Regions from separate parts of the Homo sapiens genome. Here regions 1 and 3 are each linked to region 2. The links are chromatin loops, found by intact Hi-C in ENCODE. Cell type or tissue: right lobe of liver. All regions are shown on one strand. Region 1 has its middle 95 kb from the start of GAS2L3. Region 2 holds the start of SLC17A8 (solute carrier family 17 member 8). Region 3 has its middle 61 kb from the start of ANO4.

The links. Peaks named below come from ENCODE experiments on the same cell type or tissue, not always from the same donor. Only the 100,000 strongest peaks of a DNase experiment are listed, where the experiment ranks them.
Region 1: a loop joins it to region 2, with 2.8 times the contacts of the local background. A loop is called at or near these places in 17 of 110 quality-filtered maps.
Region 3: a loop joins it to region 2, with 4 times the contacts of the local background. A loop is called at or near these places in 52 of 110 quality-filtered maps.

Annotation. Positions count from the first base shown.
Region 1 is chr12:100,664,430-100,672,429 of GRCh38, forward strand. No RefSeq gene overlaps it. Among named protein-coding and RNA genes, the nearest start is that of GAS2L3, 95 kb to the left of the region's middle. In right lobe of liver, CTCF peaks have their summits at 4,682 (motif pointing right) and 7,793 (motif pointing left); a DNase peak (open chromatin) is centred at 4,692.
Region 2 is chr12:100,351,880-100,359,879 of GRCh38, forward strand. SLC17A8 (solute carrier family 17 member 8) reads left to right here and starts at 5,195. Exons shown (of 12, transcript NM_139319.3): 1 at 5,195-5,613. The coding sequence starts at 5,513. RefSeq lists enhancers at 4,645-5,145, 5,146-5,646. In right lobe of liver, no CTCF peak of the experiment used is centred here; no DNase peak of the experiment used is centred here.
Region 3 is chr12:100,729,468-100,737,467 of GRCh38, forward strand. It overlaps a transcript of ANO4 not described here. Among named protein-coding and RNA genes, the nearest start is that of ANO4, 61 kb to the right of the region's middle. In right lobe of liver, a CTCF peak has its summit at 4,562 (motif pointing left); no DNase peak of the experiment used is centred here.

The sequences.
Region 1 (8,000 bases), 310 kb after region 2:
TTGGCTGATTGCAACCTCAGTGCCTCAGCCTCCAGAGTAGCTAGGATTATAGGCATGTGCCACCATGCCCAGCTTATTATTATTATTATTTTTTTGAGATGGAGTCTCGTTTCCTCACCCAGGCTGGAGTGCAGTGTTGCGATCTTGGGTCACTGCAACCTCCACCTCCCAGGTTCAAGCGATTCTCCTGCCTCAGCCTCCCGAGTAGCTGGGATTACAGGCGCACACCACCGCATCTGGCTAATTTTTGTATTTTTAGTATTTTTGTATTTTTCACCATGTTGGCCAGGCTGGTCTTGAACTCCTGACCTCAGGTTATCTGCCCGCCTCAGCCTCCCAAAGTGCTGGGATTACAGGCGTGAGCCACCGCGCCCAGCTGCCCAGCTAATTTTTGTATATATATATTTTTTTCAGTAGAGACAGGATTTCACCATGTTGGCCAGGTGGGTCTCGAACTCCTGGCCTCAAGTGATCTGCCTGCCTCAGCCTCCCAAAGTGCTGGGATTATAAGAGTGAGCCTCCATGCCCAGCCTTGAATGTCTTTTCTTGATTTCCAATGCCACTGGTAGGGTTAAGAACTTGTCTTTCCTAGTACCTCTCCCCTTCTTCAACTCTGGGTAGTCTCTGTGTAGTAAAATATACATATTTAACTAAGAAATAAAACATGCTATTTTGTTGTTCTTTTTATTCTCATTTCCTTGACGACTACTGTGGCTGACAAGTTCTATTCATGTCCTTTGCTCATTTTTATTCCTACCCGTCTTAGTGGTCCTTTTGCTAATTGGCATACTCGTTATTACATAAGGGTAAAATATATTAATCCTTGCCTTTGCCCTTGTTGAGTATATATTTCCCAGTCTATCTTGTGTGTGTATGTGTGTGTGTGTGTGTGTTTTGTTTGTTTATTTTGAGACAGAGTCTCGCTCTGTCACCTAGGCTCAACTGTAGTGCCATCACAGCTCATTGCAGCCTCAACCTCCTGGGTTTATGTGATCCTCCTACCTCAGCCTCCTGACTAACTAACTGGGAGTACAGGGCATCATGTCCCACTGACTTTTGTATTTTTTGTAGAGACGGGGTTTCTCCATGTTGTCCAGGCTAGTCTTGAACTCCTGAGCTCAAGCGACCCTTCCACCTCGGCCTCCGAAAGTGCTGGGATTACAGGCGTGAGCCACCATGCCTGACCTATCTTTTGTTTGGTTATGTATTTTTATATGAAGGTGTTTTAAATTGTGTGCAGTGAAATCTCTTAACTCTTACGACTTCTTCAGTTACTCCCAAGTTTGAAAAGTTACACTGCCCCTAGAAATTTGACAAATATTTATTTTATTTTCTCTTGTTCTTTTAGGGTTTGATTTTTAAATATAAAGTCTTCATCCACTTGAAATGCATTGGGATGAATGTGTGACATAATGACTTTTCTGCCAAATATCTAACCAAGTATTCTAACACCATTGATTGAATTATTCTTCTCTTCCACATTATTTCGTGGTGCCTTTTTGAAAAAATAGACATGAAATTATTATATATAATCCAGTCTATATCTCTTATAGACCCTACTGTGATCTCTGTTCTTGGAAGACTATTTCAGTTATTGCTTTGGAATTTTCTACAATGTGGAACTCTTCACCATCATTTGTCCACCCTACCAAGAACACATATACTGACTTTTTAAAGTTAATTACTATTCATCTTTGTTCATGTAAACTTTAAAACATTTTCCTTTTCTTTTTTCCCCCATTGGAATTTCATTTGGGAGCCATTAATCCATAAGTGAGTTTGTGAAGAACTGACATCTTAAGACGTTTCTTAAGTTTTCCAGTCTGGCATACCCTCCCATTAATCAAAGATTGATTAATGGAACTCAATTTTAACTCTCTCAGTAAAGTTTTGGGTTTTCTTTATAGAGGTCACGCACATTTCTTGTAAAAAATTACTCCCAGGTACTTTGCTACTTTATCTTTTTCTTGCTGCTGCAGCTGGAATCTCCTTCTCATTATATTTCCTAATTGCTTCTCAGTGGTATGTAGAAATGCTACTGATTTGCACAAAATGCATTTAGCTCTTATTCAGCCTTTTAATTTAAATTTTTATTTTTTTTACTACGTGTCCTATCTTTTGTCAAGGAGAAGCATTCATGAGAAGAATGTTTCTGTATCATTTACAAAATTCATCGTTGCCATGTTACTATGCCCTTCAATGAAAGATAAACACAGATTTCTTTAATGATGCAGAGTTATATCAGTGTCCTCTGTATCCCTGGTCCTTGAAGCCCTGTTTTCCTTTCCACCTCAAGGCCGGCCCTGCAGTTCCAGCTGCTGCCCACAGCTGTCACTCAGGAATGCTCTTTCCTGACCCCAACTGCTGCTCCTTGCTTGTGTCCTTAGTGGTGCAGTTCCTGCCTTTGGCCCTGGGCTTGGCCAACCCATTCTGAGAGCCATTCATGGCCTATGGAGTTTTGGCCTCTTGGTCTCTTGGTCTTCATGAAGCCACTCTCTGGTTCTGGTGTCACCAGATGCTGCTACTGAGAGACTCCTTGGCTCCAATTGTCCTGCTCTCCTGGGTGTCCTTCTAGCCAGAATAAACTCTGGCTGTCCTTTGGAGGTGAGGGTCTAGAAGCAAGAGCTCATTTTGTTTCATTTTGTTTCCCCCTGAAATTTAAAGCTAAAATTGTGACTATTTAGCTTACCTCATGTTCACCCCTCTTTTATGGTTTTTCATCTTAATCTTTTTTCATTGCCTTGTTTTATTTATTTATTTATTTATTTATTTGAGACAGAGTCTCACCCAGGCTGGAGTGCAGTGGCAAGATCTCGGCTCACTGCAACCTCCACCTCCCCGGTTCAGGCGATTAACCTCTGCCTCCCGGGTTCAAGCAATTCTTCTGCCTCAGCCTCCCGAGTAGCTGGGACTAAACACGAGCGCCACCACGCCCGGCTAATTTTTGTGTTTTTAGTAGAGACAGGGCTTCACCATATTGGCCAGGCTGGTCTCGAACTCTTGACCTTGTGATCCACCCACCTTGGCCTCCCAAAGTGCTGGATTACAGGCGTGAGCCACCACGCCCGGCCCTATTGCCTTGATTTATATATGATTGAGTATCATAAACCACCTCAAATCTTTTCTTAAAATAGGCAAGATATAAGTCGTAAGTCATACCATACGCAGATGGTACTGTTAAATAAATCATACCATAAACACTATCTGGATTAACAAGATTTAAAAAAGAATAAAACAGTAGGGAAAGGACACCTACAAGTGGTACCGTATGACCAATTTTCCATTCAGAAAACAGGCTAGAATAACTTTTGGTGTTTATACACGTATGTATATATGTGTATATATGTATGTATGTATATATAGTGGTGTGTGTACAGGTTGGTATTCAAAACACATTTGGCTGGGCTTAGTGGCTCATGCCTGTAATCCCAGCACTTTGGGAGGCCAGGGCCGGCAGATCACTTGAGGTCAGGAGTTTTAGACCAGCCTGGCCAACATGATGAAACCCCGTCTCTACTAAAGATACAAAAAATTAGCCAGGCATGGTGGTGCACGCCTGTAGTCCCAGGTACTCAGGAGGCTGAGGCACGAGAATCCTTTGAACCTGGGAGGCGGATGTTGCAGTGAGATCATGCCATTGCACTCCAGCCTGGGTGACAGAGCAAGACTGCATCTCAAACAAAAACAAAAATAAAACATACCTTCATGCACAGGTGATATTAAAATATTTTAAAACAATATGGTAATTGAAATTAATCTATGAGTCGGGTGTGATGTATTGAAATTAAAATTAATCTATGGCCACCATTTTGGGAGGCTGAGGGCAGAGCAGATCACCTGAGGTCAGGAGTTCAATACCACTCTGGCCAACATGGTGAAACCCCATCTCTACTAGAAAAAAATACAAAAATTAGCCAGGTGTGGTGGTGTGCGCCTGTAGTCCCAGCTACTCGCTACTCAGGAGGCTGAAGCAGGAGAATTGCTTGAACCCAGGAGGTGGAGGTTGCAGTTAGTCGAGATCATGCTGCTGCACTCCAGCCTGGGCGACAGAGTGAGACTCCATCTCAAACAAACAAAAAAACAAAAAAACAGAAAAAGAAAAAATTCTATAAAAAAGTATAAATAAAAATTTAAAATACATTCCCTTTTATTCTGTAATAAAACTGCTTTAAATGATGTAAGTTGGAGTGCAAATAATGTATCCAATAATTTTAATAGTCTCTCAACTGTTTGTTGACTTTTAAAAATTAGTAGTGTGATCTTTCTTCTGACCTTGCTGCACTGACAAAGTGATGTTCCCCTCTCAGCCATGATTTGATACAGGCAACTGCATCAAACTCTTCCAAGCACTTCCTCATTGAACTAGTGGTCATTAGGTTTCCATAGCCAGGGACTTTGTTGCAGGCAGAGTGGCAGAGCCCGCCGCCTGCTATCGCAGCAGGTGCTGGATGCCAGTGCTTCCCACGTGGACTAGACCCAGAGTGTTTCACCTCGACCCCTGCCCACGACCTGCAACCCTTCTTGGAAAGCAGGAAACAAGAGGGTGGGTCTCCTTGTTGTCGGAATACTCCTGGGCAAGCTCCTGGATCTGATTGAGGAAAGGGGTGCTACCACCTGCAGATTCCTGGCATCACTACCAATAGGACCCAGAACAAATCCCCAGCCTTCAGCGGATAACTGCCACCAGGTGGCGCCAGCAGCAGTGGACCTGGACAGTTTGGACTCCTGCAACCCTGGCTGTTAAATCCTCAGTCACGTAACTAGCCTGGCACTAAATGACCTCACATTTACACGATTGAATTTTTTGGACTTTACTTTCTGCGTTATGGGTGGGGGAGTTAAATTTTAGATTGTTATGAGGCTGTACCTTAATTTTTTCTTTTCTCGTCAATGTTGTATTTAGAAAAATTTGAAATCTAGAGAAGTGTTACAAGAATAGTACAGTGTTATAATGAACACCCATATACCTTTCACCTGGATTCATCAATTCTTAATATTTTGCTATAGTTTCTATTTTTTCTCTCCTTATATCTGTGTGTATATATCTTTTTCTGAGCCATTTGAAAATTAGTTGCATAATCGACTCTTCATCCGCCAATACTGCAGCATGTGCCCCTTAATAACAAGGACATTCTTCCATATAACCACAGTCTCACTCAGGAAATGTGACATTAATGAAATATCATTATCTAACCTAGAGATACTAAGATTGAAAAATTGTCACAATAATGCCATTTTAATATACAGTTTTAAATCCAGGATCTAATAAAAAAGATCACAGACTGTATTTAGTTGTCATGATTCTTGAGTCTCCTTAATCTGGTGTGGTTCCTCAGCGTTATTTTCTTTTTTTCCTTTTATGAAATGACCATTTTTGGAGTGTCCAGGCCAGTTTTATTCTAGAAAGAAAACTGCTAGCCACTCACTTTAAAATTAATTCTAACACACACACAAACCTGGTTGGGGCTTCCTGGTGTGTTCTTCTGATCCCATTTTAACAAGTATATCCCACACACGAGAGATTGTAAAACAAAAAGAAATTAATCCCATGAAAACTGGCAGACCCAAGTTCATAAGGGACTCCATCTAAGTTAAGTCCCAATTAGTTCTATTAAATTGCTTCTAATAGGCATCTGGGTTTTGTCCAGTAACCTTCCTTTCACAGAGACACTGCTTCGCTCTTCATGTGATCTCAGTGGGCTGTCAGTCACGGGACTCAACTCCCCACTGTGGTGACTGGTTTAAGGATAGATGCAATGTGACCTGAATGGAGCCAGCATCTCCCCTGAGAGATTACACATGGATTCTGAAAAAGAAAGGCTCTCTCTTCCTCTGGGATCATGAGATAAATGATAATGTTGGCTGGAACTATTTGTGTTCAGCTTCCCGATTGTATAAGGGGAAGCTCTGCTGCAGAAGAGAATAAAGTTTACGACACACACAGAATGAAGCTGTGGCAAACTGAGATAAAAAGATCAATGAGGAGAGATGGAGTTAGTGCATGTGACATGGTTAGATCCATGGATCTAGCCATGCCTGAAGTTAGTTAGATGGTGCATACGTTGAGCTGGGTTTCTGTCTCTTGCAACTGAGTCTTGACCAATGGTGCTAATGATTTAAGGACTTGGTCAGAATCCCTTAGGGATATTTTTCTTTGCCACTGTGGAAGCCTAGATAAGTTACCAGGGTTCTTTGGCTATAGGTAAGGATCACAGTACTCACTTCAGAGGTACCTGTTGTGTAGATTAAGGAGATAACTAAGTAACCACTTCACAGTGCCTGGAGCATGCTAGGGAATCCATGAATGTTAGAAACCGGTACAAAAATCTGCCAGGCTTCTGCCATTTGCTTTGCGCCTTTGAATTTTCCCTCAGTCTCCCCAGATGAAAACCAGACTTTACTGAGAATAGTGCTTTGTCAGATAGTAATCATCACTCACTGTCAGCATCTTGGTTATAGTCATTCCATTTGTCCTATAAACAACATGAACAGATCATTAATATGCCTGGAGGATCTTCAGCATTTGACTAGTTATTATTTCTCCAAGTGAGAGAGAAGCCACTGGTGAGGCTAAGCAGCATTTAACTGCACTGGCACTTTTGGCAGCAGGCATTCCCAACTCAAGCTGAAGTGCAAGCAGGGGGAGGAGGTGGCAGGGAACAACACTGGGGTTGGTATGTTGAGTTTTTGCTACCCACTTGCACTCATTTTGGCCTCCTTTGTCCTCTTTCTGCAACTATTTCCAGAAGGAAATTTGTTCTGTCAGAACCCACAATATCCTTATGTTTGCCGCTGTCAAAGGGGCTAGTGGCAAATACTCTTTTGGAAAAGCAAAATTCCCAGAAAAGAGATAATGAGGTTTATGTTTGCACCTTCACAACTCAAGCATTTAACAGAGATTCCAGAATTGCAGAGTCTCACAATTGCTGCATTTTTCTTGGCTCCTGCTCTAAGGACCTCAGCAACATTAAGAAGTAGCCACCCCAGGTGGGAGCTGACATATATCCTGACTTGCTCAGGCCCAGGAGATCAGTGGAGGTGACACACAGTTGCTGGCTGGAGCAGGCTATCCCACGGCTGGGTTTTCAGCTGGCCTGGACTTTCTGCCAACTCCTTGGTGGGGTTGGAATGGGAGTGAGGGTGCAGCTGTGACCTTTCATGCCTGAAAAATCTGCCTCAAGTCGGGAGAAAGTGCTGGGCTTGCTTTGTGGAGGTCAATCATCCTAGATGTTTTGGAGTTGAGGGCTGGAAGCAGGTGATTTCACTGTACTGCAATTCCAAGGGTCTTAGTTGCAGAGTAATCTCTTCCCCTGCTAGGATTCACTTGCATAGGGCAGGGACTGGTGGGTGGGCCTAGCAGCAGTCTCTTTGCTTAAAGAGCTATTAGATTCTCCTGGAAGAGTTCATCCTAAGGACAGAGATCAAGGCACACAATTCAGTCCAACAACAATGTCCAGGCAGGAGGAGTGGTTTGCGTATAGTGCAGCCCAGCTCCCAGGCACTCTCATCCGAAGCCTAGAGGAGGCGCTACGAGTAAAAACTAACAGCTGCTCTCACACATCTCACATCTGTGAGTATCTGAACACAAGTCAGCTTTCCTTTGGGCTACACTTGGTGTGGGGCGGGGGCTAAAAGGCACAGAAAGAAACTTTCCTCCCTCCTAACAGAGCAGCTGCAGGGTGGGACTCTAGAGGGTGCAGTAGGGAGGTGGCCGCAGTGGTGGGCCACAGGGAGGGCCCTGGGTGCAGCTCTGGTGGGACCCATAGCCTCCATGGGAGCCAGTGCCCTCTGGTGGACACCAGCGGGAGTACTGTGCTGGTGCAGCTTGGTGAGCCTGAGACCTCCCCAAAGACCTCCATGGTGGCTATCAGATGATAGCATAGGAGCTTGAACTGGTGAGCCCATGAGCTCCCCAACCCTGATTTTCCAGAAATAATTGGGAGAAATGTTAAGATGGACTCATGACCATATAGTAATGAAGGGATGGTGGGAGAGATGTA
Region 2 (8,000 bases):
TTTGTTGCTGCAGACTGGAGTCCTCCATATCACCAAACTGGGCAGTCAGGCTCACCAATCTGGTGTTAGCTAGAGAAATGCTTGGCGTTACAGGGTTTGGGTTTTAAATCATCGCAATAGTCAAGACTCTTTATTTGTAAGGAGCAGAAACTATCTTGGGCAATTTATTGTAAGGATGTGAGTATTTTGTGAAACCCAAGGGTAAAAGGACAACTGAGTCTAGGAAGATGAGGCCTGGAAGGCCATGAGAAATATCCTCACCCCATACCCTCGCCCTGTTATAGTTTCATTGTCTTATTTCTCAATCTTTTCCAAGACCAGTGTTCTCTGCATCTCTACACCACAAAGTTAATGTAACCACCTTATAGTTATAATTCCAGAGTCCTGCAAGATTAACTAGCAGTCTTGTAATTCCAAATTTAAATTACTAGGAGGGTCGGGTGCAGTGGCTCACGCCTGTAATCCCAACTTCAGGAGGCTGAGCCGGGCAGATCACTTGAGGTCGGGAGCTCAAGACCAGCCTGGCCAACATGGCGAAATCCTGTTTCTACTAAAAAAAAAAAAAAAAAAAAAAAAAATTAGCTGGGCGTGAGGGCACACACCTGTAATCCCAGCTACTCAGGAGGCTGAGGTGGGAGAATTGCCTGAACCCAGGAGGCGGAGGTTGCAGTGAGCCAAGATTGTGCCACTGTACTCCAGCCTTGGTGACAGAGTGAGACTCTGTCTCAAATAAATAAATAAATTAAATAAATAAATGAGTAGGAGAATCTCACATCTGACTGGTTCAGCTTGGTCCAGGTGTCTACCCCGGTCCATTCAACAGTGCTCAGGGGGATGAGAAACATTATAGTTAACTACAGGACTTTTGGAGACCTGTCACTATGAGAGGGAGGGGGCAGGGGACCCTGGAAGTTCTCTGAGAATGAAGAATTGCTATGATCTGGGAAAGCACCCCTAAAGATGCCTTAGTTACATTATTTTCCCTAAGGGAAGAGGCATTTTTAGTACAGGACAATGGGAAGTCATTAAATATATATCAATGGCTGTTTTTTTTTCTACTGTATCTACAGTCTATATATCCCCAGCACAGACCCAGGCTCTTGTTTCACACCCCCCCACAGAGAATTCCACACTGCACATAATTTCCTATCTTTGCTATATTTGAGATTTTGAGATGGGGAGCACATGGTTTTTTTTTTTTTTTTAAGTTTTGTCTTTATTGAGATCCTTATTTGTTGAATTATTGTCATTGCTTTTTTCCTTTAATTTTTTTAACTTTTAACTTCAGGAGTACACGTGCAGGTGTGTTACTGTGCCATGGGGGGTTGGTTGTACAGATTATTTCATCACCCAGGTATTAAGCCTAGTATCCACTAGTTATTTTTCCTGATCCTCTCCCTCCTCCCACCCTCCAGCCTCTGATAGGCCCCAGTGTGTGTTGTTCTTCTCTTTGTGTCTATGTGTTCTCATGGTTTAGCTCCCACTTGTAAGTGAGAACATGCGGTATTTGGTTTTCTGTTCCTGTGTTAGTTTGCTAAAGATAATGGCCTCCTTCTCCATCCAGTCCCTGCAAAGAACATGATGTGGCTCTTTTTATGGCTGCATAGTATTCCATAGTGTATATGTACCACATTTTCTTTATCCAGTCTATCACTGATGGGCACGCAGGTTGATTCCATGTCTTTGCTGTTGTGACCAGGGAAGCACATGTTTCAGTGCTCTTCTGCAACAACTGAACTGCATAGTGTTCAAGATCATCATTCCAGTCGTGTTTTCTGCTGCATGGGCATTCCTACCTGACTCTCTAACGCTATGCAAGGTTCCCCAAATGCCATGCTGTCTCATGCATGTCTTTGTTCCCCCGTTTTTTCCTTTTGTTTGCCTCAGTCTTTCTCCTCCCTGAAGGTTTATACTATCCTCCCCTCATCTAGGAAGCCCTCTCCCACTCCCATCTGCAGGCTCAGGTAGGTGTCCTTGTTTGTGCTCCCCCGGCCCTCTCTTGTGGGACTCACTGCACTGTAATGGACTCATTCATTTTCTGGTTGGTTTCTTTCTTCAAGGGGAATATCACAGTTCAACCTATATCACCAGTGCCTAAGAAGGGCCTGCTACCAGGTAGGTCCTCAAGAAAAGGAAGAAATGAATAAATGAATGAAATGAGCCTCACTTCTATATAGTCTTGGTTTATATTTTCTAGTCCCTATTATCAACAGTTCTACTGTAGAAGGTAAGAGCACAAGCTCTGATGTCAGACTTTCTGGGTCCATATCCTGTCTCTGCTCAGTTTCCTAGATGTGTGAACTTGAACAAGTTTACTTCACCTCTTTGTGCCTCAGTCTCCTCATCTGTGGATGGTATAATGACACTTCCTACCTCAGGGTCATTGTGGGGAATTGAATGAGTTAGTGCATGTTAAGTGCTTAAAGTCTGGCATGTAGATAATTCTCTATAAATCTTAGTTATTATTATTATCAAACATCTAAATCACCACAAGAAACTGCAGATCTAGGTATGCTTCCTGAGCAATACATTCTGCAGGAATGGTTAGTGCTCTCAGAAGTCATTGAGCCTCAGGAGAGATGGATGTGGTTTTTGCCTAGTATTTCTTCCGTTATGTGCTCTAAGAGATAAGGAACATAAGGATATGTTGGGCTGGAGGAATGGGTTAGAAGCTCCACCAGTGGATGCTTTCGGTAAGAGAGTATGTCTATCATGGTTTATTGTGATTGTATTTGCTTTTAATGAATAAGTGAGCTTTTTGAGGACAGGCAAATACTCGGTGGAATGATTAGACATGCGTATTCCTGGGGCCTTCCTGTTCTCAGTCTTGAGGGGTTATGATGGGAAGGTTGGTGACCAGAAATTGTCCTTTTAGAAACAAATGTCCTTTTAGAAACTATCCTAAATGTCCATCAACAGGTCAATGGAGATACAAAATTGTGTTATATCCTTACAACGAAGGATTACTCAACAAAAAAGAGAAAAGGAACAAACTACTGATACATGCTATGACATGGACAGACCTCAGAATCATTATAGTGAGTGGAAGAAGCCAGACACAAGCAACCATAGATTGTATGATTCTATTTACATGAAATGTCCAGAAAAGGCAAATCTATAGAGATAGAAAGTAGATTAGTTGTTGCAGGATATGGGATAGGAGATGAGGATTAACAGTGAAAATGAAGGATCTAGTTGGGGTGGAAATATTCTAAAATTGCTTTCTGGTGATGGTTACACAACTTGGTAAATTTATAAGAATCTGAATTGTCCACTTGAAATGGGTGAATTATTTGAAATGCAAAATATGTCTCAGTAAAGTATGTGTGGGGAGAAAGAGGGAGGGAGGGAGGGGGAGACAGAGAGAGAGAGCAAGAGAGAGAGAGAGACAAAGAGAGAGAGAGAGAGAAAAGGTTGGAGCCAGGCTGTTTGGATCTGAAACCTGGCTCTGCTACTTACTAGCTGTATGATCTCAGGTAAGTTTAACCTCTTTTTGTCTGAGTTTCCTGCCAGTAAAATTGGGGAAAATAAGAAGTTATTTACCACAGAGTCTTGCTGGGAAGATTGTGGTGATACTTAAAGAGTGCTTAACACAGAGCCAGGACCCTAGAAAGAACTCAAAAGATATTAGCAATATTTAGCCTACCAAGGATTCAGCACGGACTTAGTTGAACTTAATTCAAATTTTGGATAATTTGGACAGTGGCTTGCAGAGGATATTGACTGGTCTTGTGGAAATGACTCCTGGGGAGCCTGAGAGCCTATAGCCTATGATTTGTCAGTCGCATGCAGACTGGAGGATTGGAACACAGGAGCCTCAAAGATGAAGAGTTTTTTTTCCACCGCAGCAGCATTTACAGAGGCGTCATCCTGCTGCCCATAAATGTGGCCACAACTTGCAGCGTTTCAGCCCCAGTTCAACAAGTATTTAGGTAACGCCCACTCCCTGCCAGGCTCTGCTAGGGCAGAGGACAGGTGATTTGGAGGCACAGAGGAGGGACATCTCACCTTGCCCATGCAGTTTTCTAGAGGATTGATATCTTAGCATGACCTTAGAACCCCTAGAAGTTACCCAGTTGAAGGGGTGCAGAGAGTTACCCAGGCAGAGGGCATAGCTTGAGTAAAGCCCAGAGGCAATAGGGAGCTTGCTGAGTTCAGTGAAATGAGGATGTGGAAAGCAGAGTGACAAGAAGAAAGACTTAGGGTCCCAGGGAAAGGCCTTGTGTGCCATGATAAAGAATTGTATTGTAAATAGTGCTGCAATAAACATACGTGTGGATGTGTCTTTGTAGTAGAATGATTAGAATACATGGATACAGAGAGGGGAACATCACACACCGGAGCTGGTCAGGGGTTGGGGGGCAAGGAGAGGGAGAGCATTAGGACAAATACCTAATGCATGTGGGGCTTAAAACCTAGATGATGGGTTGATAGGTGCAGCAAACCACCATGGCACATGTATACCTATGTAACAAACCTGCATGTTCTGCACATGTATCCTGGAACTTAAAGTAAAAAAAAAAAAGTCCATCTAGAGGGAGAAAAGGGGAAAAAACAAAAATAATTTTATTTATCCTGAGGACAATGAGGAGTCAGTGGAGAGTTCTAAGCAGGTTCTAGATATCTTCCGGCTCAGAAATCTTCAATTAGATGGTCCCAAATGGCATCTACGTATCATACTTTGAGAGAGCCTGCTCTGTTGATTAGGAGCAAATAAATGTCCTCCTGGATGTATGTGGCCTGGGTTTTGCATTTGGGCTACTCAAATGCAAGTTCCTCGTGGGACCACATCCATGCTAGTGGCTGGCTGAAAAACGGCTTCATGACTCTCATGAGGGGAATAAAAGGCATGGAGTGGTGGCTGTGAGCCTGTCTGCAGGGCCAGACCTCAGAAAAGCAAAGGGCTGTAAATGTTTCATAAATTTCTCTCTGGGTGCCTGCTCTGGCTGAGAGCCCATTCATAAGCCCAGGCGGCTGAGGGGCAGGTATTGTGCCGGTTACTATAGCATCACCTTGGAAAGTCTCACTTGGTGAGAGCGGCAGGCGAGCTGGGGTGGGGCAGGAGGGGGACGCGGCTGGCTGGAGGGGCTGGAGCTAGGCCACGGATACTGCTGCTGGTCTCAGGACTCCTGGTGGTCCGGAGCTCATGTTAGCGTCCCCAGCTGCAGCCCAGGGAGGGAGAGAGGCTGCGCTCAGTCTGAGAGTGGCTGCCTGAGACAGCTGCCACAGGCTGCTGCAGAGCGTGCAGCTTTTGCAAGGGACTGAATTCCCAGCCAGACACCCCTTGGACTCTTTTTTGGAGGGGTGGGGAGCAGAGAGAGGAGGGAGTTGTCTTATCTTGGAAGATCCGAGCTGGGTTTCATCTCCTTTTTGATTTTGAGTAGTTCCCTCCACGAGAACTGACTTCCAGGTGTTCACCAAGGGAAACAAGGTGGTTCTCACACTGGAAATGAGGAAGGATGACAGTTTTTGAGACTGACTGTTAACGGCTCAGAGGTGCCCCTCATTCAAAATGCCTTTTAAAGCATTTGATACCTTCAAAGAAAAAATTCTGAAACCTGGGAAGGAAGGAGTGAAGAACGCCGTGGGAGATTCTTTGGGAATTTTACAAAGGTAAAGTTTGAATGCGAACTTTAGTTCCTTTCTGAGTAGCTTCGTATTGCCAATGTGTGAGAGACTTGGTATCACGTTTTTAAAACCACACTTTAATGAGGAGAGGATGGGTCAGATTAGATCCTTCTGGAGCCCCTTCTAGCTCCAGTAGTCTATGCCTGGAGGAAAAACAGATGCATGAATAGTATTGGGTTGTATTAGGAAAAGATCAAGACAAATATGCTGTTTATATAGCTGGATTAGCACTTTCTGGAGATGATGATATTGCATATGGTATGTTTGGCATTGAATTAGAAAATATTTAGGGAGATAATATTTTATGTTAACTCATTAGTAATGACAAATATGCCTTGAACTGAAATAATTTTTATGTTTTTCACTGAATCCACTATAAATGAAAATTAAATATTTGCAATTTTTAGCTTATTTAATAAAATACATAAAGTGGTTCCTGATTGTATAGTTTGCAAAGAGAAGGATAGTTACACATTAATTTGAAGGAAGTAACTTAAAAAATGTCTTTGAAGCAGAAAATCTCACATAATTGCAGTGGGAAAATGTTAAGTACTATCACTGAATTGAATGAGATTTTAGTCCAAACCAAAAAGTAAATATTTTTTAAAGTAAAATATATTAATGGAAGGAGAGTTTGCTATAAATGATTGAATTAATGTGACAGTTTAATTTATGAATTTTTATAGACATAGTAAATGCCTTCTCAAATTATATAAATGATTTCATAAGTGGTCCTTATGTGCAAGGTAAAATGACTGCTTTATCTCTCTGATATAAATAAATGTGAAAAATAACTTTGATACACTTTTTATTTGTTTGGATGATTATTTCTAATCCTGGTGAGTGAAAATGCCATCTGGTGTGTCCTTTTAACTTTTCTATTATCTCTTAAATTTAAAAACTTTTTCATTTAAATGACTATTTCCAGGCAATCTGAGATTCATCCCATTTCTTGTGTTTTAAAACACATATGCTCCTGTCAGTGTTAAATTTTCCATGGTATCACTGTTAATATTAACTTTCCTAATAAGAAAAAAGAGTTGGACACCTTATTATTTTAGTAATTAGAAACAAAAAAGCTTCAATCAGACCTACACTGAATTAGCATGTCTAGATGAAAACCTAGCTCAGTGACAGCAGCATAAACCAGCCAAATATAGAAAAAATTACAATAACATTTTTTTCAGAGTGTTTTATCCTTCCGTTGAGCACTCCCCAGGTAACGTCTTATTGTGTTGGCGTTCATTTGATTAGAAACGCAAAAATAATTTTTGCATAATAAGCACGATAGCTTAATTGGCTTATTCAAGTAATGACAAAGGAATCTGGCAAAGTCAAGAATAAAAACCATAGGCCGGGCGCAGTGGCTCACGCCTGTAATCCCAGCACTTTGGGAGGCGGAAGTGGGAGGATCGCTTGAGGCCAGAAGTTCGAGACTAGCCTGGGGAACATAGAGAGACCATGTCTCTACAGAAATACAAAAAATTAGCCAGCATGATGGTGCATGCCTGTCATCTCAGCTTCCCAAGAAGTGGGAGTATTGCTTGAGCCCAGACATTCAAGGTTGCAGCGAGCCAAGATTGCGTCTCTGCACTCCAGCTAGGGTGACAGAGTCAGACTCTGTCTCAAAAAATAAAAAAATAAAATAAATTTAAAAACCTATGACGTTGGGCCATAGTCACCATTATAAACAGCAAACTCTGCCTTCATTTATAAAATATTTGATATAAAAATACTTAGGAATTTTCTTTTCAACCTTAAGTTTAATTGCTTTTTGTGAAATTTGATTGCTTTTTTCAATAGGAATTATTGATCGAAGAGCCGGTTTTGCTATGTTTGATTGGAGGAGCTACATGGAGATCTTTTTGTTTACAAAATTGATTTGCTTAGGGATATAACAAAATTGGCGATTTTCCAAATTGTGTGACCTCAACCAGAAATTGGGCTATGTGTCTAGGACTGTTTGAATAGTTTCCTCAGAACAATAGAAAAACAGCTAGCACAGTACTAGGGACAGAGAATGCACTAAACAAATGCTAGATATTGTCATGGTTGTCCTAATTGTAGAATGGCTTTAGAAAAAATAAAGCCAAGGTCAAATCCCTTTTTTCAGTGATCTATAGAGAGAAATTATTGGCAGAAGAAACGAAAACAGACATTGCTTGAGCGGTGATCCAAGTTGATCCTCAGTTCTAGTGAGGAATTATCAAGACCAGCTCTGCCACGTGTTTGGCATTAATCACAGGTGTATAAGGTAATTGTATGTAAATGACCCTGCCCAGAGCCTGGCACATACTGGGCATTTCCCTCTCATTTCACTGCTTTTCACGTAAAACCAGTTGACAGAATCCCATGTAAAAAAATCACAAAGA
Region 3 (8,000 bases), 380 kb after region 2:
CTCATATAATGTTATAATATAGGTGCCTTTATTATTCTCATTTTACATATGAGGAAACAAAGCCACATAGAGAAGAAATAATGTGTCCAGGGGTTGGAATAGACTGTTTAATCTGGATACTGACTCTAGAACCCACAATGTTCATTAATCTCATTCATAGTCTCAAGTTTTCCCACTAGTTACATGATTTTATCATTTAACTCTAGGTGGTTCTTAAAGGATTAAATGGATATTCAGGCTCTTCTGTAAAATCTAGCCTTTTTGTTTTAATTCCAGTAGGTAAGAATACCTTCCTTCAGGTCATCACTTTGCACTTGGCAATTGCCACGGCTCTTTGTACTTTTGCTCTTGGAGTCTTTTCAAAATACTGCCACCAAAATTGTTGCCCTGGTTTTACCATTCAGGCTTGATTCAAATTGCCATAGTTTTGCTGTTCATAGCCTCTTCCTAGGCATTCATTTCCTAATTCAAGCATTCTGCTTGTTTGTTGATTACTGATTTCTCATTATGCTTTTTCTTCTTCATTCCTTTTCTCCTCCTCATTCATAGTCATTTCTGTGCTTATAAATCTCTCTCTCTCTCTCTGATTGTATACATTTTTTGGTGCCATTGACCTGTCCTATGAAAGTCTTCTTCCTTCCAAAATCTTATAAGTATAGATCAGGATAGAGCCCTAGAGAAGGGTTTAGAAAGAATGAGGAATGACAACTTTAGAGTACTTAGTTTGATATGTTTTAAGTCTGAATTTTATTGATTCAGCAAATTCCACAAATATATACAGAATTATTTGCTAACTATGGATTTCATGTAGCTGATTTATTTTTTTAAACCGTACCTCCTCCCCTGCCCCCCAAGAGTGAGATAAGCACTATTGTTACCATTTGCAGGTGGAGGAATCAGTACTTAAGGAAATTAAACAGCTTGGCCATGTTCAAAGAGGTTATGTGTAGCAAAGCTGGGCTTCCAACTTAGGTCTTCTGACTCTCATCCCAGTGCTTTCTCTTTGATCACAGCAACCTCTCTGAAATTAATAGGAAGGAGAATTAATTATTTGTTTGTTCCTTCTTTAATTTTGTTCCTTCCTTTTTTAAAACCAACGAACATTCATTGAGCATTTACCTTATGCCAGCCACAGCACTAAACTCTGGAAATTGCAAATTGGATAACATGTGGGTCTTCCCTGGACAAGCTCATGGTTGAGGAGATGTGTAAACCAGTGTAATCTTGCATGCCCAGTGCTATTATTGGAGGTGTGGCTAGCTGTTCAGGAAGCATTCTAGAGATTGGAGATGGTTTGGAGATGTTTCTTAGGGAAAGAGTTGGCCACATACACTTGCTAGAATTAGTTTTCCCATATTAAAAATAGTTTTAAAAATATTTCCTAGCATTTACCTTTCTGTTTGTGAATGTGCACTGGCCTCTGAGAGCCACCACTGTTTCTCTGTCCTCTGGCTTGCCACCTGCTTTTGTCAATACTTCCCAACTGCTTTCAAACCAAGGGCACCTATAGAAAACCCCTTAAAGATGACTCCTATTTCCTGGCTTCTCTGTCCAGGTACCTGCTGTTCTTTCCTGCTAAGAACATTCACCTACAAAGCCATCTTCTCTGTCAATCCACATTGTGTTCCCATTAAAGTCTGAATTGATACGTTTCTAGGCACCTTTTCTCTTTGGATGCATTTGACTAAATCCTAATAATTACTTCTTCCCCTCAGACCTATACTTTCCACCATTATAGATCAGAATTTTCTTATTGTCACATAATGTTCAAATGTTGCCTTTAGACCAGTGTTGCAACTATTTAATATGACTCTTGTAACCTGTAGTGGTTTATATTAGACAAAATGTATTTATTGTAATATTTTAAAATCACTTATACCCTATGTTAATTTTTTTACAGCAGTTTTAGGTTCATAACAAAATTAAAAGGAAGTTACAGAAGAGTTCCCAAACCCTCCTGTCCCCACATATACTCCCCTGTTATCAATATCTCCCACTGGAGTGGTGCATTTGTTACAATTGATAAACCTACATCAACACGTCATAATCACCCAAAATCCATAGTTTATATTAGGGCTCACTCTTGGTTGTTGGGTAATTTAATAATGACTTGTATCCACCATTGCAGTATCATACAGACTAATTTCATTGCCCTAATAATCCTATGTGGTGTTGCTGTTTATTCCTTCCCTCCACTCTGACCCCTGGCAACCACTAATCTTTTTATTGTCTCCATAGTTTTGCCTTTTCCAGAATGTCACATAGTTGGAATCATAAAGAATTTGGCCTTTTCAGATTCATTTCTTTAACTTAGTATTATGCATTTAAGGTTCCTCCATGTCTTTTCATGACCTGATAGCTCATTTCATTTTAGTGTTGAATAATATTCCATTGTCTGGATATACCACAGTTTTATTTTCCATTCCTCTATGGAAGGTCATCTTGGTTGCTTCCAAGTTATGGCAACTATGAATAAAGCTGCTAGGATATGCCACAGTTTTATTTTCCATTCCTCTACGGAAGGACATCTTGGTTACTTCCAAGTTATAGCAATTATGAATAAAGCTGCTATAAACATCTGTATGTAGGTTTTTGGATGGGCGTAAGTTTTCAGCTTCTTTCAGTAAATACCAAATACCAAGGGGTGTGATTGCTGGATGGTATGGTAAGAGTATGTTTAGTTTTGTAATAAATTGCCAAACTCTCTTCTAGAATGGCTGTACCATTTTGTATTCTCACCAGCAATAGAGGTCCTGTTGCCAGCATTTGGTCTTGTCAGTGTTCCAGATTTTGGCCATTCTAATAAATGTGTAGTGGTATTTTATGTTTGTTTTAATTTGCATTTCTCTGGTGTCTGACGTGGAGCATCTTTTCATGTGTGTATCTGCCATCTGTATCATCTTTGGTGATGTGTCTGTAAAAGTGATTGGCCCATTTTTTTAAGTCAGCTTATTTGTTTTCTTATTGTTGTTTTAAGAGTTCTTTGTATACTTTATATAACAATCCTTTATCAGATATGTGTTTTACAAATATTTTCTCCCAGTTTGTGCCCTGTCTTCTCATTCTGTTTGTATTATCTTTCATAGAGTAGCAGTTTTTAATCCAGTGTATCCATTATTTTTTTCATGGATCTTGTCTTTGGCGTTATATCTAAAACATCACTGCCATCTAGATGTTTTTCCTATGTTATCTTCTAGGAGTTTTTAAATTTTGTGTTCCTGCAATGTTTCATAAACAATTTCAAATACTCCTGATCTAGATTTGAGCTCTCTTCTGCCACATGCTGTCAGTGTGACCTTGGGCACGGCACTCAGCCACCTGGATTCTCAGCCTTTCCATCAGAGATGTAAGGGTGGCACCTACCTCGTGCACGAAATGTTGTGGGTGAAAATGCTGATATGCAATGCACCTGTGAGGCTTTGATTTCTTTTGCCCCCCTCTGCCTAGAACATTTTCTGTTCACGGTAATGAGGAAATTGATTCCTGTGCTGCACTTTTAGCTTTTGAGGGCATTGCATCTGCCCCTCTCTGTCTCCACTGCCACTCCTCCCATGGTTTGACCACCACTATTTCTCGTCAGAATACTGCAGCAGCCTCGCAAATAAGTCCTTCTACTCTCATCTCAGTGTCCTCCAATCTATCCTGGAAACTGCCACAAAGTGATCTTCCTAAAACAAAAATAGGATCCTGCTTTCTAGGCAGAAGCCAAACTTGTTAACTTGGTTTACAAGACACTTTGCAACCTGGCTGCTGCTCATCTCTCCTTCTCTTACTGCATTCAGCTGCTAACCCACGAAGCTGCCTGTGGCCTCTCAGCCTCCAGAGGATGGAGGATGGGGATGATAGCTCCCCTGCCTGCATCGTTTCCCTCAATTCATCCACTTTTTGCCCAGTCAGATAGTACTCACCTTTTAGGTTTTCATTAGGATGTTAAATTTCCTCCAGGAAACCTTACCTGATACTCTTTAGTCTATAGTCTGGGTCAGGCACCCTCTCTCCTGTCTAACTCCCTGCCCCCAACTGCCCAAGCACCCTTCACTCTCCCATTGTAATAATGATGACATGAAACTGCAATTGCCTGTGTGTAGCTGTCTGGGTTGTTTATTGATATGTTCTAAGTGCCCATCCCAGGGTCTGGCACCTGGCTCTCCCTAAACGTTGATGGGTGAACCACTGAATGAGTATGAGACTACCCGTGTCATAGACAAGGAGAGCTGGTTTATTTACCACCAGTCATATATTTACATTGTGGTCATGGTGTCTACTAAGTTATAATTAACCTTCTTGTCTTTTATTTTCTTAACAGACAAAGATGTGAGCAGCGGAAGTTATAACCTTTCCTCTGCAACGACGGGCAGCTACTACAGTTGTGTCAGCCAGATCACCATAGGTGAGCACTAGTGTCATTTTGATTTTTTTAAAAAAATATTATTGCCTGGAAAAGCTGGAGGTCAAGGGGGTGGCTGGGGAGGAGAGGGAAGAAAATATAAATGCATAGGCATTTATTTTCAGAATCAGAGCAATTGCTTGTGGACTCACTTTTCTGGATCGCCCTCTTGTGGATTTCTACTGCTTTTGCATGGAATTAGATGGAGGAAATGTCCAGGGAGATAAGAAGTCATCTCTTGTTCCCAGATCTTCATCATTTGCTTTAACCCTTTTGTTTTTGTAGCACCTGTACTATTATGCACTTGATAGTACAATCGAATTACTTTTTAAAGATTTATATTAATCTATTTTTAAAAGAAATAAGTGCAAATTGAAAATGCATGGTAAAAGTCTACTCTTTGCTGTTTGGAGAACATGCTAAGCAAGTGTTAGAGTGCTGCTGAAAATCAAAGTGAGACTTTCTCCTTGTTATGCTCACTCAACCTTAAACACTGGTTACTTTGGTCGAAAGTAGAAGAGTGAGCCGTGCCATTTTTCTTTTGGTTGAATCCTTCTTCTCCTTTCCATTTCCTTTCAAAACTTTCTTGATTCTAGAATGTTGGGCAGTGACTTAGAGATCAGAAAAGAAAAGTGAAGATAATAGCTACAGCTTATGCTTATTTTGCACTTATTGCCTGCCAGCTGCTCTTGACTCCCTGCATACATTATTTTACTTAATCAGAACTCTATGAGCAAGTTACTGTTATTTCTCCATTTTACAGATGAGGAAACTTGCGCTTTGCCACCCAGCTAGAAATTAATTACCCAAGATTTCATTCTAGGTCTGTTTGACACTAAATCCTATATACTCTTAAACACTATGCCGTGGCTTCTCAAACTCCAGCAATGTGGATGCCTATGCAAAGCATTAATGATGAACCTCTAAAATGGATTTAAATTATTTTTATTATGAGGTTACTTAAGTATGTTCAAACATAGAACTATATATAGACACCTTGCATTCCAAATAGCCATTAAAATTGATTTTGCAGATGAGATTTAAAATTCAGTAACCCAAATAAAAATACAAATTTACCACACTAATTGAATATGATGTATGTTGTTATTTTGCTGAAATGCAGTCACTGCTTGTAATGCAATGGGGTACTGGCTGCAGTGATGTTGGTTCTTTGAGTGCAGTACAGTTTTACTGCTAGGTACTTCATGATGACTCTGCATTGCTGCCACCTTTCTGAGTTCAACCCCCTGTGAAATCAATGTTAATGCTCACTGATGTGAGGTTATTGAATCTTCATTTGCCATGAATGTACCTCGGCATATCCATCTCTCCCCTTTTCTCATTCATTGTACCAATTGGTGCCAAACCTGATAGAAACACAAAAGTAAACCCAGGCATTAAAATTAAGTGGCAGGACTTGGTTCAGAATATGCTTGTATTAATTTTTAAATGATTAACTTTTAAATGAGAAACAAAGATAGTTTAAAAATTCTCGTGGAGAGCTCGCAGACCCTGGTTTGAAAACACTGAGCAACCTAAAATGCCATTCCCAGAGACATCAGTGAGACATTAAACATTAGCTAAGTAGTAGGAGGACATTTAGGGTTCACAGTAGGGGGGTGACAAGACAAATGTATGGATGAGAGAAGATTATTATGGTGGTGAACAGGATGGAGTTCCTATGGGAGAATCTGGTGTTGTAACAGAGTTAGTGGCTGTGACTGTGGTCTTGACATGAGACAGAAATCAACTAGGGAGGTGGGATGAAGAGGCGGGTCTAGGGGGAGAGGGATGGAATTGCTGGCAGGACTAGTCATTGGCTGGATATGGGGATAGTAAGTGTTCCCTGAGATTTTGCATCAGGGTGACAGAGTCTGAGCTGTTCCCAGGAATGTGGAAGTCAGGAAGAGGGAGGATGTGATGGTGATAGGTTAGATGTGTTGATTTGATGTGCCCGTGAGACTTCTCACGTCAGAATGCCTCACGGAAAATTAGAAATATGGAGAACATGTTCAGGAGATGAAGATATTGGCACTATCTGCACAGAGAGTTCAGTCAAATCTTTGGAAGAAGATGAGATAATAAGAGTGAGAATTAGTACGTTGTGTGTGTTTGGAGGACCAAGGACCAATCTTTGGGGGAAGCACGGTGAGGGTAGAAATAATGACAGAGGTAGGAGAACCAAGCAAGCACCTTTCTTGGAAAGCCCAGAGAATTTCTAGGACAGACTGAGGAGGTTGAAAATTAAAGTCTGCCTTGGTGACATCGTGAGAGCCACGTGAGTGGGTGGCGGGATGGGAGCCACGTTGCAGAGCTCTGAAAAGGGAGAGGAGGGCTGTGAGTAGAGAATTCTCTTTTAAGGTGCTTTTTTCAATGAAAATGGAGGGGTAGATAGTGTGAGGATGATTCAGTAGCTAACAAACACTTTGGGGAGCTTTCTTTTTGCCAAGCACTGTGTTCTAACTACTTTTTCTGTATTTACTCATTTAATCCTCAAAAAGATCCTGAGGTAAACAGTGATATTTTCCCCCATTTTATAAATGAGGAGATGGAGTCCCTGAGAGGGTAAAGAATTGCCTGAGGACATATGAGAGTAAGAGCTGCAATTTGAGCCCAGGTCATTGGGCTCCTATTGGATGACACTCTTGTTACCTGACATCTTGCAGACTTGGGCCAAGTGGCCTTCCCTGGTCCAGTCAGCTTTAGCTACCATGTCAGGGTGTTGGGTTGAAATGTATCCCCCAAAAAGGTACTTTGAAGTTCGAATCCCCAGTACCTGTGATTGTGACTGTATTTGGAAATAGGGTCTTTGCAGGTGTAGTTAAGTTAAGATGAGGTCATCTGGACTAGGGTGGGCCCTACTCCAATGTGACTAGTGTCCTTATAAGAAGGGAAGAGACACAGAGACCATACAGAGAGAGCTGTGTGATGGCAGAGGCAGAGATATGAGTGATGCATCTCCAAGCCAAGGAATACCCTGGGATTTCTGGCAACACCAGAAGCCTGGAGAGAGGCATGGAACAGATTCTCCTCTAGAGCCTTCAGAGATAGCACAGCCCTGCTGACACCTTATTTTGGACTCGCAGCCCCCAGAACCATGAGAGAATAAATTTCTGTTGTTTTAAGCCACCCAGTTTGTGGTACTTTGTCACAGCAGCCCTAGAAAACTAACCTCTGAAGGGGAGGTAGGTATGACAGATGCTTAATCTTCCCAGAAGGTGCCAGTGTAACAAGAAGGCTCTTGAATACTGCTTCAGTTCCCTGGCTCAAATTGGCTGAAACGATAGGAAATTTATTATTTCACATAACAGGGACACCAGAGGCAGGCCCGTCTTTAGGATGGGTTGATTAGGCTGCTCAGTGACATTGTGAAAGGCCTTCTCCCCTGTGCCTTCCTCTCTCAATTTATCTTCATGGTGGCAGCCACATGGCTGCAGGGTTTCAGGAATTGCATTCAGACCTGACAATGATCACAGGGTAAGAAGTTTTGGTGCCCTCCTCAGGCCATTGCTCTAGGAGCTGAGAAACTTTCCCCTGCAGCTCCTTGACAGACTCCTCCTATCTCACTAGGCAGGTCTGCGTCCCAAGACCCCATCCTTGAGCCAATCATTGA